Linked DNA regions of Mus musculus: region 1 is linked to region 2. The links are chromatin loops, found by intact Hi-C in ENCODE. Cell type or tissue: gastrocnemius. All regions are shown on one strand. Each heading gives the region's core, and the rest is flanking DNA. Links, peaks and the distances in the headings are about the cores only. Region 1 has its middle 28 kb from the start of 4930440I19Rik. Region 2 overlaps Zfp385b (zinc finger protein 385B).

Region 1 (8,345 bases), core at 81-8,080, 230 kb before region 2:
CAGCCCTTGCTTGATTGTGAAATCCAAACTTGCCCACCATAGTCCAAACCACATAGACAAAAGTACACTGTGTTTTTATAATATAAACGATGAGTCCAAAATATGTGACCTTCCTATTAGGCTGCAAAAATTAAAGTGTATTATTGCTTTAAGTTGGAAAAATATGTTACAGCTTATATCGTTACTGATTCTAACTTATATTACATAATTACAAACAAAGTCTCCAGCTCAATGCCTCAGACTAGTCCAGAGGCTGAGTGCTATTGTAGGGTTGAGTATATGTATACGTAGGATTGTACTTGACAGGGAAGTAGAGTGGGGAAGGAAGTGGACAGCAGTCAGTGGTATTAACGGTAAGGAAATATTCTCAAGATTGCAGGACTGACTTAGTAGTCAAGTTGCCTGAGTTCAGAATCAAGAATTGTGAGGCAGTGGACCATGAGAGGAAACCTGGTAAGGTTGGAGCCCCTGAACTCAAACAGGCAGAAGGAGCTTCACCTGCTCCAAACACTAGGCCCCTGTCACGCAGTCATAGCCTCCCCAAACCCACCAAAGAGAATTGTGACTATCAGCCACATAGGGGCAGGGCCCCCAAACCCCGCCACATGTAGATGAGGCACCCTTAAGATCTCAGACAAAGTCAACAGGAAACACCACACCAGCTGTCAGACCCCAACCCATCCCAAAACTATATATATACAATCCTATCCAGAAGGAATAAAGATGTGTGAGAATTACTCCATCGCCTAAGAGCATCCGTCTGTCCTGTAAGAGCTGTAACACTTCCTGGGGAAAGAACGCTTTCGATGCTAGAAGCTCCCCTGCACCTCTGCTTACTAGCTGAGCCCTCTACCAGCTCCGGAGGCTCAGTGCAGCAGGACAGCAGCAGCACCAGAGCAGCTGCAGCAATTGCACTTCCCCCTCGCTGGAACTGCCTGGACCAGAAATCTCGGCAGAGAGTGTTGGGCGCACAGACCGGCAAGCAATCAGACAAATGCACTCTGCAGTCGCTGGTAAATGTTTGTTATCCTTGAGTCTCAATAGTCTCAGAAATATAAACGATAACACGGGTGATTTTTCTTTTCCATTTTAATGTTTTTAAGACAAAGTGAACATACGGTGTATGTGCTAGAATTGTGAATCTCTGCTATATCTTTCCAAGTTGGGTAAAATATAGATAAGATTGGAAAGGCCAATTTAATGTAATCGGATGCCTCAACATATATTTGAAAGCATCATGTTCATAAGTTAATAATTGTTCATTGGGTTCCTGTCAGGTGGCAAGCGCAGCACAGGACACTAAATTGTAAGGAAAAGTCTAAGTACAACCTGGAACAAAAAAGCAGAATGGGAAATGAAGAGATTGAAGGTTTGGGTGTTCAAACCTGCATCACATCACAGAGCAAGACAAGAAAAGCCTGCTCTTTAGGTTGGGGCTTATTGAAATAAGAACAATATTCATAACCTACTGTGATATGACCTTAGTGATACACAAAAGAATAACTTTCATTTTACTGAGTGTAATTACATATTTTATATCCAATAAGGTAAAAGATAATATGTAAATATAAAGGTGTGTGAATCTGTGTGTGTTTCATGCAGTAGCTATGCTTTTAGAGGTACTATTGTTTAAGCCAGAGCAGCATAAAGCAAGTAAGTTAAGTTCAATTCCAAGAACTCTTACATAGTAATGGCCACTAGCTGTGGAGACCAAAAATCATGGGGACAGCATTAAAGGGACTAAAGATGAGAAAATATAAAAGTAGATAAGCCTGAGGTATTTGGGCTGCCACATTCCCGAGTTTATGATTTCCTCTAAGATTGTATAATGTTTAAAGTCTTAGACTAGAGAAAAATAGATCATCTATAGAGTAGAGATTTCAGAAGTACCCATACTCATGATCAGTAAATACTGTATAAATGTATGAAATTTTCAAAATTAAAAAAATTATTCATAAAAGAATGATTAGCCTAGAAAGGAAAAGGCTCTGCCCTTTCCACAACGGAAGTGGTTCAGTTTAGTCAGTCTGTCACGAAGACCCTGGTTGGCCCTGCTGGGGAATAGTGTTAAATCAGCGACTCAGTGCTGATTCCTTCTGATGGAAACTTTCAATTAGCAGCCATAGTCAGGTCAGCCTCATGTGGTTGGGTCGAAGCCTAAGTCCCTTTGTGATTAGCTTCAATGGTCAACTTGACATGATCTAGAGTCTAGTTTCAGTGAGGAACCTTCTAGATCCGGTTGACCTGCAGACATGTCTTGGGAGGTGGGGGTATCTTGATTAATTTATGTGGAAGACCAAGCTCGTCACAGATGTCTCTGGGTTTGGGTCCTGGAGTATGTAAGAATGAATGGAGAGTAAGAACGGAATGCTAAGTATGCATGTGTGTATTAATTCTCAGCTTTCCTCTGACAGTGGAAGTTTCTGCTTCAAGTTCCTGTCTTGACTTTCCCACAATGATGGACTGCAATGTGGGATTGTAAGCCAAACAAACCCTTTCTCAAAACAAAATAAACAAATTTAAAAAAAAAATTATCCAGTCTATCCATCCATGGGCCTTGGAAGATGATTCTGTGGATAAAATGATTCCCTTGACAATGTGAGGGTCAGAGTTCAGATCTCCAGCCACCATGTAAATCCCAGGTGTGTGTGGCACTCCGTGGGCAAATCTAGTGCTGAGAAGGCAGAAATGAGCATCTCCCTGAGCAAACTGGCAAATTATATCAGCTATGGCAGTAAGCTTTGGTTCATTTGAGATGGCCTCAATAAATGAGGAAAAGAGCAGTCCATCTCAACATCAGCCTCCACACTCACATGTCCAAATATATCTGCATACCCACAGATGTGCAGACACATATTAGTGCAATATGTGTGTATATATATACATATATAATGTATATATGATGTATGCCATATGCATATATATATAATAATGATACAATATATGATGCAATGCCTCTACCTCCTGAGTGCTGAGATTAAAGACGTGTACACACACCACCATGCCTGGCTTCTAAATTATTTCTTAAACTCAAATGATTTCTGCAAACTATGAAATATATTTTAATAAGAAAATTCCATTAAATACACATATGGATATACACATATATACATATATTCATATATGCAAAAATACACATGTTCACATATGCATATATTCATAAAAGGGTTCATAAAAGGGTTGTACTGACGGTCAAGGTATACTGTGTGTAAAATAGCTAGTGTATTATCAGTGGGGAAAAGCAGAAAAGAATAAGTAGATCTCACATATTTTCTCAGAAAATAATATATTTGCTCATATGTATGCAAATATGTATAAATAGATAGAAAATTGACTGGAAAATATACACCACAGTAAAAGTTATTATTATGGGTGAGGAGAATGAGATTTGAGTAAAACTTACTTTTTATCTTTTTCCTATATTGTTTAATATTTTAATGCCGGGAGTTCATTCCAGTAAAACAAGCATACAAGAAATAAAATGCTTGAGTGATATAATACTATATCAATTTATCATTTCTGCATAATGTGTAGATGTAGTTCTCTCTGAATTATTCTTTATTTCTTTTTCCACGACAGGATTTCTTTGTGTAACAGCATGAGCTGTTCTGGAACTCACTCTGTAGACCAAGTTGGCCTTGAACCTTTGCCTCTGCCTCCTGAGTGCTGAGATTAAAGGCATACACCACCATGCCCAGCTTCTAACTTATTTTTTAAACTCAAATGATTTCTGCAAATATGCCCTTAGCTTGGCACTATTGCACCACACCTGCTGAGGGCACAAATTGTACACACCAAATGGCGTGAACAATCTAATGTTGTTCCACTAGACAAAGAAATCTGTGTGGCATCTGGAGTTATCACACTGAAGATGTCTTCATTAGTTTGATTGATAAGTGACTTGGTAGCCCCAGTTCTGCAATGTGAGCATCTGTGTGCTCCCTGTGTCTTTCCAAATAGAAGCTCTTCACCCTAAAACCAGAAGCGCTGCGCTGTATTTAGACACACCCTTCTAATATTTAGATGTCTAATCAGGCCTTAGTCATTTGGTTAAGTTGGTTGTTTGGTTGGTTGGTTGATTGGCTGCGTTTGGTTTGGTTGGATTTTCAAGACAGAGTTTCTCTGTGTACCTTTGACTGCCCTAGAACTTGCTCTGTAGACCAGGCTGGCCTTGAACTCACAGAGATCCACGTGCCTCTGCCTCTCAAGTCCTGGGATTAGAGGTGTGTGCCACCATTGTGTCAGCTCAGGCTTTCTAATTATATTCATTTGGATCAGTTACTAAACTTTCCTAATGTTTTTTTTTTCTTTAAACTACAAAGAACAGCCACACTTTGCCTCAGTTGGTATGAAGAGCAAATAAGGTCACATGTGAAGACATTTTCTTTCATGTGAAAAGCACTCTATAAAATCAACTATTATGGATGGGATTTTTCCTGATGGAATTATGTGAGAATATTAAAGCAAAGACCCTAAGGAGATTTGCCAATATAAAGCTTTTTAAAAATGCAACATATATGTTATTCCCTGTATGGCTGTATAAAATAGTCATTCTGTCCCCTTTCCTATTGTTACTAATTAGCATGTAAACTACTGTATACACTCAGCATCATTTTGTGTCATTTTAAGCAAAATTCACTATATTTAAGGAAGATTCTGAATTTCCAAACTTTTCTTCACCTGATTGACTAGAATATAATATCATACCACAAGGGGTCAGTATTTCTTTTTGAAATTCCTCGGCCCTAAGCCCTCAATATGCTGGGATAAAGCGATGCGGCATCCCTTCTCAGGTCTAGATTCCAGGGACTTAGCATCCATGTCAAGACCAGCTCACAACCACTGGGGTGGGGGATCATGGCATTACACCTCTGAAAACACTCAAATAATTCCCCAAACAAGGTCACCGGGTAAAACGGCTGGAGGGATGTATTGTTGCCAACAGAATGGAAAAACAAAACAAAACAAAACAAAACAAATACATGGTTCTGGCTCTGGTTACCAAAGCTGTCTTGGTGTTATAAGCAGGTCAGAGAACACATTGCTGTTGTAACAACAGCAGCAATTAGTGGGTGTGAGAGAAACAAGACTAAGTGTTACTTCACCACCCTAATAGGGTCCATTTGGGAAATGTCAAGTAAAGAAAATCGTTGTCTCCTTGGAAACAGACAGCAGGAATCCTTTCCCAAGTGCTCCCCACTCCATGCTTACAGTACTGACTTATAGGAACTTCAGTTTAAAAGTACAGATGCAATAGATATATAACTCCATAGTTCTTTATATGATGGTGCTAATGACTTCTTATTCAGGGGTCAATTCAGAGGTCAGTAGGGATACCCGCTCTAAGGCTGAAAGAGTAAATACAGAAGACATAGCAGCAGCATGAGTCAAGCCTATCAATAACAGAAATGAGACAAAGCATAAGTCAGAGGGCAAAGTAGACTAACCTCCTTGGGGAAATGACATTCTCCCTTTGCCAAACACATTAAGTCACAGTTAGCTCATTATTTACACCTAGATAGGTTGTAGTCCTGAAACGCAATTAGATAAACAGCGAGGGCTGAGATGGAGCCAAAATTAAACTCCAAAAGACTAAGTCCAGAGCCAGGGCAACATCTGCAAGCAGGGTCCACTGCTCCCTGCAGGGCTAGGTCTAGACTACAATTCAAGATGCATGTTCAAATATTCCACAACTATTGCCCTAGGGCTGGGGAAACTGCATGGTTTGAGGGGGGAAGGGGGGTCTCAAGATCCTCTACACTCTAACCCAGCTTCTACCACCTCCAAAGGAAGGGAACTTGACTGAAAACTATGGAAGACTATTTCATTTTATAATCTAGGAAAACATTGAGAAAGCTCTATCAGTTTGATGCAAAGTCTATTTTTAGATACCTTCTATCCATGGCTGCTTGTTTCTCAAAGACATGCAGGAAACCACAGGTGTTTAAATTAATTTTTTTTTGTTCATGTGTTGGTTTGGATGGTTGAGACAGAGTCTTACTATGTAGCCATGGCTGTTCTGGAACTCACTGTGTAAGCCATGCTGACCTCAAACTTACAGAGATCTGGCATTAAATTCGGAGTTTTGCGTGGAGAGCTTTTGGGGGCCCACTTGGCAGGAAATTGACATTGGGCCAGGACAAGGAAATGGACTTCAGGCAGGAATTTGACATTGGGCCAGGACAGGGAAGTAAGATCAGGCAGGAATCTGATTTTAGCCTAGAACAAAGAAGTAGGCTTCAGGTAAGAATATGACTTTGGGTTATGACAGGAAAGTAGGCTCAGATAGCTTGATAAGTAAGCCCTTAGAAGCAATGATCGCTGGACTTTGTTTATTGTCTTGTTTGTTCCTTGACTATTTGTGTTTATTACCTTGCTTGTTCCTTAACCTAGAACTGAACTTATTACGATCATGTATCAAAATGGTATAAAAGCATACTAGGGAAAAATAAACCTGCTTCAGCCTCAGAACTGGTTAGGGTCAGTTCTAGCTGCTCCAATCTTTATTACATAGAGAAAGAAAAGGCTTCTACCCTTTTAATGCTAAGTGAATTAAACCCATGTTTGAAAGAAAAAAAGCTTTGTTTATTTTAATAAAACTAAACCTGCCTTGTCCTTATCATAGGACCTGTTCTGTCCCATGGTAAGGAGAAGCCTGCCTGCTCCTTCGGCTCTGTGACATCTTTTTTCCTCTTTCCCTCTGCATTCTGAACTTTGCTCTCTTAGTATTTTATGTTACCTATAATTTCTAAGTTATTCCACTCTGCATTTTCCTTCTAATCTAAAAAGTGTTCTGTCTTAAAACTTCTCCTCAGCTCAGTTCTTCTCACCTCCGCTCCCCTCATCTCAGTTCCTCAAATCTGACTCTTCTCTTTGTCCTCAGCCCTTAAACATCATTCAGAATGCGTGATCACATGTTAAAAAGTTCTTCAAAAGTTCACACAGAAAATCAAATCATAAATTGAAATAGAAGTTTACACCAGAGAATGTTTGCATGCATATCCATTAGGAGTAATTATCTGGCTAAACACCCATCACTTGTCTCAGCTCCACAGGTTCACTGAAGGTTTAAAACCATAACTAAGTTATAAGTGAAGTTTTTTTTTTTCCATTTTTTATTAGGTATTTAACTCATTTACATTTCCAATGCTATACCAAAAGTCCCCCATATCCACCCACCCCCACTCCCCTGCCCACCCACTCCCCCTTTTTGGCCCTGGTATTCCCCTGTACTGGGGCATATAAAGTTTGCAAGTCCAATGGGCCTCTCTTTCCAGTGATGGCCGACTAGGCCATCTTTTGATATATATGCAGCTAGAGTCAAGAGCTCCGGGGTACTGGTTAGCTCATAATGTTGTTCCACCTATAGGGTTGCAGATCCCTTTAGCTCCTTGGCTACTTTCTCTAGCTCCTCCATTGGGAGCCCTATGATCCATCCATTAGCTGACTGTGAGCATCCACTTCTGTGTTTGCTGGGCCCCGGCATAGTCTCACAAGAGACAGCTACATCTGCGTCCTTTCAATAAAATCTTGCTAGTGTATGCAATGGTGTCAGCGTTTGGATGCTGATTATGGGGTGGATCCCTGGCTATGGCAGTCTCTACATGGTCCATCCTTTCATCTCAGCTCCAAACTCCGTCTCTGTAACTCCTTCCATGGGTGTTTTGTTCCCAAATCTAAGGAGGGGCATAGTGTCCACACTTCAGTCTTCATTCTCCTTGAGTTTCATGTGTTTAGCAAATTATATCTTATATCTTGGGTATCCTAGGTTTGGGGCTAATATCCACTTATCAGTGAATACATATTGTGTGAGTTTCTTTGTGAATGTGTTACCTCACTCAGGATGATGCCCTCCAGGTCCATCCATTTGGCTAGGAATTTCATAAATTCATTCTTTTTAATAGCTGAGTAGTACTCCATTGTGTAGATGTACCACATTTTCTGTATCCATTCCTCTGTTGAGGGGCATCTAGGTTCTTTCCAGCTTCTGGCTATTATAAATAAGGCTGCTATGAACATAGTGGAGCATGTGTCCTTCTTACCTGTTGGGGCATCTTCTGGATATATGCCCAGGAGAGGTATTGCTGGATCCTCCGGTAGTACTATGTCCAGTTTTCTGAGGAACCGCCAGACTGATTTCCAGAGTGGTTGTACAAGCCTGCACTCCCACCAACAATGGAGGAGTGTTCCTCTTTCTCCACATCCTCGCCAGCATCTGCTGTCACCTGAATTTTTGATCTTAGCCATTCTGACTGGTGTGAGGTGGAATCTCAGGGTTGTTTTGATTTGCATTTCCCTGATGATTAAGGATGTTGAACATTTTTTCAAGTGCTTCTCTGCCATTC
Region 2 (8,345 bases), core at 9-8,008:
TGGAAGATGATCCACAGATCCTCAAGAACATAGCATAATAAACTAGGATGCCTGTGATCCAGATAAACCTTTTATAGGGGAAGGAACTGCATCATGCCCTTTGGATGACAGCCTGATCAGTGATCTCTGGTTCCATCAATTTAGGGGCACTTGCTCTCAGGTTTACAGGTAAAATAACATTTTTATTCTGTGTGAGGACCCTCAGTCAATCTGCCTCACTAACCACAGCCTAGTTTTGGTTGAAAATTTTTATTTCTTGAGGCTGTCTTTATATTATGCCACATTGTGTACCACTGGATAAATATTAGTTTTTATTTTGTATTCTTGTTGCATTCTCTCTGATCACATTGTTTACCAAACAAGGGAACTGGAACAGGCTGTGTGTTTAAGTAAATCTGTGTCAATGATTTTCTGTAGGGTATACTATATAGAAACCGTTTGAGAGTGGATATACTGATCCATTCTTCTGACCATGAAATACTCATGATATTGATAAATTGTGCTGTGTTGTTTCAGGCCATTGATGAGTTGGCTCTGGAAGCAGGCTTGGCTCCCGCAATTCAGACTCAGATATCTTTGTCTCAAAGTGTCTTCCTAACTAAAAAAGGGAGGGAAGGGAATAGTGAAACATGCCAAGAGTAATAACATTGTGTTCTTGGGAACAGCTAGATAGTAAGCCATTTCCAACAGAGGTAACTGTTATGTATTCCATGATGTAAAAATGCTTGCAGTGAGAACAGGGAGAGATGGGAGGTCAGCCATGGGAAGCTCATCTGTGGAGAGATCGTCAGACACTCCACCTGACTGCCTCGGCTACCAGATGCTTGTAAGCCGCAAAATTGATGGCGTTACCCTTGTTCACCCGGTCTTCTCTAGTTATCTGCTGGGTGCTGTGAGCTGATCTGATAATGTTTATGCTATCTCCTAGTTGTTATTTGTTCCTTCACTTTTGCTTGCTACGTACTTAAGACCTTGACTTGTTCAAAACCAGAAGTACGACTATCATAGGCCTCTCTCCAGACTGTACCAAAGAGCACCTTGAAACATTGCCACCTTCAGAATTTGGGGATAGTTTCTGTGATGAGGTGATCAGTTGCATCAGAGATTCTCTTTATGTATAGTGAGTGTCCAGACTCCCCATAGAAGGAAGGAAGATCCCAAGTAGATCCGGATGTCACCAAGACAAGGTCACAGAGAAAGATGATGAAGTAGCTAAAGTCTGGAAAATGGTTCTTCAAGTTCAGTTGTTTATAGACATGACCACTCATAAGGTAGTTATTATTTTACACAGTGCTGAGTGTATTAGGTTTTCATGTACATTCTGAGAATGATGAAATTCGAGATCAGTAGTGGTAGCATTTTTTTCTCAGCCCATTGTTAAACATGCTTTGTGTGTTTGCATGCCTACAGAGTCAGACTGATTCACTGCGCTTCGTCTTACGCTGTTAGTAAGCCAAACGGTTTTACTCCTTATTAAAACGGTTCCTCTGGCTGAGCAGTTACGATGTGTTTATCTTCCACTTTCCTTCTCTTTGGTTCCAAACCTGCAGAGATAATAACAGCAGTAGTGAACAGAGGCCATGAGATGCCTAACTGTGTATGCTGGTATTTTAAACATTTAACATGAATCATTTGATAACATGTTAGACAGTGTCAACACCACCATTTACAGGTAGTGAAATGGATGCTTCCATTCTTGAGGAATTTTAAGTTATAAAAATATAATACCTGCCAGGACACAGTCTTGAACTTGAGGCTCACTGATTCTGAAAACTGTAAAGAAAGAGCAGAAAGGAATTTTGAGGTCAGATATTCCAAATTATTATTTTTATAGTTGAAAGCACAGACCAAAGAAATGTAAAAGTCCTCATTGGTGGGTCACACAGGTAGCCAATGCAAGAGGCAGTTTCAGTTGGTTATTTTCAAGGAGTGAGAAGCCATTTCAGCCCATCTAAGTGGCCAACTAGGACTAGGTGTTTCCTCTGGATCTATCTCCCATAACAAGGACTTGGAGCGCATTGTACAGAATTCTGAAATAGCTCCCAGCAGAGTACTGTCTCCTCGTTGGAGGTTAAGAGGAATTTGTGTAGCTAGGAAAACAGTACAAAAGCTGCTCTATGTAGAGCTGTTATGTTCCTGGCTGTTTGGTTCTAGTCAGACTTCCACAAAGCAAGTCCTGCTAGGGAATTTTCCATGTCTCCGGGACTCCTGGTCCCTTTAAAGTGGACCACATCCAGGGTGAAGCCAGCCCGCTCCCTTTGTTCTTTTCTTAGTCCACACTCCATGTCCTCCCTCGATGTGGAAGGTAGATTGAGTTTGACAGATGGAGAATCAGCAGCAGTCTTGATACTGACTGCCAAATGGGACCAGGGAGGAGCTGTTCTGATGGGCCGTGGCAGTGAACTGAAGGACAAGAGACATATGCACGGATGGAGACAATGGATGTTGAGCCTCTTGAGGGCATATCAGTATGTCCTGTCACTGAATGAATGCATTCACAGTTTAGAGAACAACTTGATGAGCAAGATGCCCCTACCTAATAGTTACCTCTATGGGATATCAATCAATCAGCCAGTCATCTGTCTAGCCGTAAAGTGAATAGCTCAGGCAGTATTTAATTTGTAAAGTAGTTCTTCAACATACATGCATTTCCTAGTTACACTTTTATTATTACTAGTGCCTTCTGATCCAAGCACCAGACTTATTCAGTAAAAGTGTGAAGAAGCTGTCGTTCAGAGAGATACCAGGCAGGTAGAGTGCTTATTTTGTTTGTTTGTTTGTTTAGTGATGTGGCTGTGTTTTATGCTTTGTCCTTTCCCAACAAGTAGCTAGGCCTCCCAACCTCTGCTTGCCTCAGGGAGTAGGTTCGTCACTGAGAAGAAGCCCAGGTTGCCCGCACTGGAAGAGGCTGGCTGTAACATTCTAGGGTCCTTGGAAGGAATTATCTGCACAGGAACCTTTGGGAAAAACGACAGAGTCCATCCAGACATGTTCCCTTCTACTGTTAGTGGATCCTTTAAGGTACCCCAGTACTGGGAAACGACTTGAGTTTGGGGACGTGGGGCTAGACAGAGAATGAAACGCCTTAGAAGACTGTGGGTCCCTGTCCTTCGTAGAGAATTCCAAAGCACGCCCTTCAGGACTGTCAACACCAACATCTAGAGAGAATTCCATGCCATCAGCTTGCTCTTAAAAATCAAAATCAGAGCAAATTTTGCAGCTTAAAAATTTGAATCAGAGGACCGCTTTAAGGACTTTTCACTGGCAGACAATGGAGAAGAGCTTTCCAAGGTGAGATTGTCAGTCAAACTGTGATGTTGCCAGCCCCACAGTGCCAACCCATGTTCCTGGGCATGGACCATAAATGTATCCCGAGGTCCCTGTAAGCAGATGGAGGGAGGGGCAAGGGCTGCACTCGGGGAGCCTTGACTGCCACCTGGTGGAGTTTCTTTGGCCCAGTGACTTTCAAAGAAGCATTGAAAAGCTTCCACATAAAAATCTACACAAAAGCACAAAGTCTAAAATAGACAACACAGAAGCAGGCCACAGAGTCTTATGCTGGGCCCTCCTCACATACCTTGTATTCTTTACGTGTCTGTGGGACCATGGCTCTCTAGACAGTAGAAAACCCCTTTCTGGTTAGTTTTCACTTCAAACAACCCCAGCGGTGGCAGTATGAAGGCACACTAAGCGGGCAGAGACAGGGAAGTTGTACAGGGCGCAAAGAAACAAAGTGTACTGGAGATAAATTCCTGAACACAAGTTGTTATATAAAAATAACTTATCTACATTCCATGAGTTTCTGTTTCGGCTGTGAACCTCCTTTGAATTGAGGCTGAAAATTGATTTATAATTCATTGTCACACTCCCCTATGACTTAGATTTAATCCCAGGGGATTGTATAGATAGTAAAGGCCACCTAATTATTCAAAACGTAATTACATATTTACTCATTTAATTGCCATGGTAATCCTACTGCTGTTATCTCCATCTTAGAGATCTGGGGGAACTGAGAGCCAGAGAGTTGAGTCATGTCCAGCAGTTGAACCTGAGTGGCTTGGCTTCCAGTCCTCCCTAGTTCTGAGCTTGTTTTCTTTTCTGACATCTGCATTGTCAGGGCACCTGCCGGAGAGCACTGTTTGTCCTTGAGATGACTTTTGCCACCGAGGTTCTGCGTCGTTTCTCATTGGCCTCTAGGACATCATCCATCTGGTCGCTCTGGACTCATTCAGCTTCTCACATCTCACATCTAGGATCTCTCTGGGGCTGTCTATGGCTACTTAAACCAGTGGGTGTTAGCAGGGGATTTTCCTGGAGGAGACATTTGATCAATGCCTAGAAATATTTCTGGTTTTCACAGCTGGGGGTCTGGAGAGGAATGCATTCTAGACACCTGATAGACAGAGGCAAGGATGCTGGTGAACATACCACCACATACAAACAGCAGCCCCATAACAAGAATTATCCAGACCAGAAATGTCAGCGTGCCAGTATTGAGGAATGTTGCATAAACATGGGGTTGTATTTCCACAGTTTGAGTTGCAATGTGCTGTTTTCCCAGGGCTCTAACTTGCTGGAAGTCATAGGTTCTCTTGGTTGGTAGGTCCCTATCAAGACATCTAGGGCTCCAGTTGCTTTTCTTCCTATCAAGGCTCAGTGCATGGTTGTGGACAGCTGGACATAAGGCCCTTCCTGGATTAGAATTCTCCGTGTTTGATCAACAACCCCTGTGCCCTGATACCTCTTCCTTATGTCAAGATGGAGTATGCAAAGGTTTGCTCCAGTCAGGTGCCCATGAATTCCCTGTCCTAATGTTTGAAATTCCCACCAAAAGAATTGATCTCTTTCCCCCGCCCCCTTTGTGCTATCCAAACCATTTCCTGGAGCAGCAAATATAAAAAAAGTCTACGCTGGAGAGCACTGTTTGTCCTTGCGATGATTATTGCAACTGAGGTTTTGTTTTGCTTTGTTTCTTATTGGTCTCTAGGATATCACCTATTTTGTCAAAGAGCAAAGTTTTAAGGAAATTAGAGAAAACCCTGAGATTGCTTACGCCAGCATTTTGCATACTGTTTTGAGAGGGAATCACTGTTTTCCAACATGTTTTCTACAAATCAGGGTCACTTGTTGAATTCGGCCCGCCCTCCCTCAGAACTTACAATTCACATGAGAATTCTTAGAAGCTCAGGAAAATAAGCTTCTTAAAGTTGCATATCCCAGGGTCTTACAGGGGTATTTGGCAAGAAGCCTTCCTTTTTCACAGAATCCTCCAAGAACAGTTTCTGCCTAGTTTGGAAATTATGGTCTGCAGGATAAATGTAACCTTTATCAACTCATTGTCAGGAAGAGGAGGAAACACTCTCAAGTTATTGAAAGTCAGATTCAATAGTGCTGGGTGAATGATGGGTTACGGCAGCAAGAAATCAAGAGAAATCAATGGGACAGTATAGAAACCTCAAAATTGGAGGAGAAAATTTCATATCCCTCCTTCTATATCACAAAGTATAGGGCACCAGGGATTGAAACAGTGAAAGCCACAGAGTGTTGCTACTGAGTTTCTCTCTCTCCTGGGTTATTGCAACGACTTTCTAAATGGTCTCCCGTTTTCACTCTTTACTTCATCAGCCGATCTCAGCTCTGCAGTGTTACCAAAAATATGTTTCTAAAGGAAAACTCGATCATGAGATTGCTCTGATCAAACAGCTCAGATGGTTCAAGTTTTCCCACAGACAATCCAGACTCTTTTGCAGAGGGCTCAGAGCCTCTTGTCAGAATTGTCCTGAATATGGATGTAGCTTGATGTGATGAGAAATAAGTGGCTCTTCCTTAGCAAGATCGTGCCATGCTCAGCCAACATCGATGTGCCCTAAAGGACTCATGGCACAATGCAGGCAGTACTGGGGCACCTGCTTCCAACCTATGTGAATTCTCTTGATGCTTCAAAATACGTTGAAGGGAGCTAGAGAGATAGTTCAGCAGGTAAGAGCTCTGGCTGCTCTTGCACGGTGCCTGAATTCCGTTCCCAGTACCCTCATGGCAGTTACCAGCTGCCTGTAATTCCCGCCCCAGGTTCCTGGATGCCTTCTTCTGGCCTCCATAGGTATCAGGGGCACACACCAGTTTCTGCTTGTGTGGATAACTTCAGTCGGATCTTCTGGGTCTGTACTCACTTCTTCCTGTCGTCTGCTGGGCTGAGAGTTCAGTCCGCCACCTAACTCTCCTACCCTCTCCCTCCAGTTTAGTCGTAGTTAAAGGTAAATTTGGCAGGAGATAGGAAGGCAGAAGAGATTAAGATCAGGGTGTTAGTTCCCTCGATCTTTCTCTAGAAACACCGAGGGCTCTCTTGGCTCCTGTGAATGTCACTGCACCCTGCAAGGCAAGGTGGTGTCCTCCCATTTGCCTTCTGTCTTCGTTTTGGGTCAGGGCAGTTGCTCCTGGAGCATCCCTGTGTTTCTTCCACATCCTGATTGTGTACCTGTACGTAGTCACTTAGAAACAAACCTTTTCCAATTCTCCCAACTCAGAACTTATATTTCTTTCCAATTTGGGACCCTAACCGACACAGTTGGCCAACCAAAACAGAACTTTTAGTGCCCGCAAACGACCAAGATTTAAATGAGAAACAATTGAACTGAGCACAAAATATCTGTTTTGTATTTTGCCTAATATTTCAAACATCATGAAACTACAAAATGTAATGTTACATTGAAAAGTAACTTTAAATAAGGGCACTATTCATTTTTCTAATGTGGTCCATTGACTGGGAAATATTTCAATTCATTTTTGAATAAAAATTAATGAGAGAAGGGAGGAGCTCCACCTGCACACGGTCCTCTCTGGTGATGTCACAGGGTCTCGAGCTTTGGCTTGATCATCTAATAAAACAAAGTGAACTTTTAAGGGTACGCCAGACCCTCTGAGAAGGCTACCCCTAAGCAGTTCTCTTCTGGAGTCCGATGTGACTTCATGAAAACTCTGCAGAAAGAATCCAGGTAGGAGTTCTGTGTATTTTCTCTTTAGCCTTTTTCTAGTATCCAGTCAGTATTCTTTAGGTTGGCACAGGTTTGTGACACGAAAGCCAAAAGACCATGTTCTAGACTGCTGTTTATAGTAATTTCCATCTCTTCATTATTGGTTCAAATTATACCCCCCAAACATGCATATTTGATAATTAGTGAATCTCAGTTTTTATGACTCTAGTCCTATAAAACATTCCCAATAATAGATTTTTTTTTCAGAGATGCATAAATAGTACTCAAATATGACAGACAAGAAAGACTGATATTTCTGATGTATTATTATCTGTGTGTGTTTGGGGGTGGGGGCTCATGTGGGTATGAACACATTTTGTGTGGGTTATACACACACACACACACACACACACACACACACATACATACATACATACACATATACATAGATTCATGTAAGTGTACACTTGTGTATGTATATTCTCCTAGTCTGACTGGCTAGCAAACCCAGAGATCTTCCTGTCTCTACCTCCCCAGCACTGAGATGGCAGGCATGTGCCTCCAAACATATATGTTGGTGACTCTAACTTCCAGTTTCTCGTGCTTGTGTGGAAAGCACCTTATTAGACTGAGCAGTTTTTTCAGTCTCACTTTTAGTATTCTTATTAGCCATCATTTGCTTGTAGATCTAACTGTAAATAATCCCTGATCTTTATTTCTCTGAGTCCAAGGTTCTTTCCTTTTCCCTAGGACCATATTTTGGAAAGGCAGCGTGATATGCACGTCCTCTGGCTTGGCGAAGGGGGGGAAGGATCCCTGTGTATTGGTAACGACACTGGGCAGAGGGATAGCAAAGGAAGGCAGCCCCCACTACTTGGTTACCATGAGGCAGGCAGGGTGAGCAGACTTGCTGAGGCGCCATGGTTGCATGATTAGGAAAGGTCCAGATGACCTGAATATGTGGCTCTTACTCTGTGGTGCCTTTGAACCTTCTCTTGTTACCAGTGCATAGGGTAAAGATTGGAAAATGGGCTGGGGAACCCTGGCCTGTGTGAGCAGGACCCCTCACTTTGTTCAACTCTCTGTTCCAGAGGAAAGGTCTTTTTTTTTTAATTAGGTATTTTCTTCATTTACATTTCAAGTGCTATCCCAAAAGTCCCTCAGATCCCCCCCCCCCCCAACTCCCACTTCTTGGCCCTGGCGTTCCCCTGTACTGAGGCATATAAAGTTTGCAAGACCAAGGGGCCTCTCTTCCAGAGGAAAGGTTTTTATTTTATCTTCTGGAACTTGAGCCAGAAATACTGGTGAATTACATTCTTAAAGAATTAATAAACCGAGAGTGTATTTTCCTCTTACGATTTTAGTTTCTTTTAG

Evidence for each region. A loop is a pair of places that touch in the nucleus more often than their neighbours do. Peaks named below come from ENCODE experiments on the same cell type or tissue, not always from the same donor. Only the 100,000 strongest peaks of a DNase experiment are listed, where the experiment ranks them.
Region 1: it touches region 2 in a loop (7-fold over the local background); 15 of 42 quality-filtered maps call a loop at or near these places.

What each region holds. Positions count from the first base shown.
Region 1 is chr2:78,018,524-78,026,868 of GRCm38, reverse strand. No RefSeq gene overlaps it. Among named protein-coding and RNA genes, the nearest start is that of 4930440I19Rik, 28 kb to the left of the region's middle. In gastrocnemius, for the core only: a CTCF peak has its summit at 4,692 (motif pointing right); a DNase peak (open chromatin) is centred at 4,813.
Region 2 is chr2:77,791,414-77,799,758 of GRCm38, reverse strand. The region is part of intron 1 of Zfp385b (zinc finger protein 385B); the gene reads left to right. Among named protein-coding and RNA genes, the nearest start is that of Zfp385b, 21 kb to the left of the region's middle. In gastrocnemius, for the core only: a CTCF peak has its summit at 3,444 (motif pointing left); DNase peaks (open chromatin) are centred at 2,327 and 3,380; H3K27ac peaks cover 346 bases.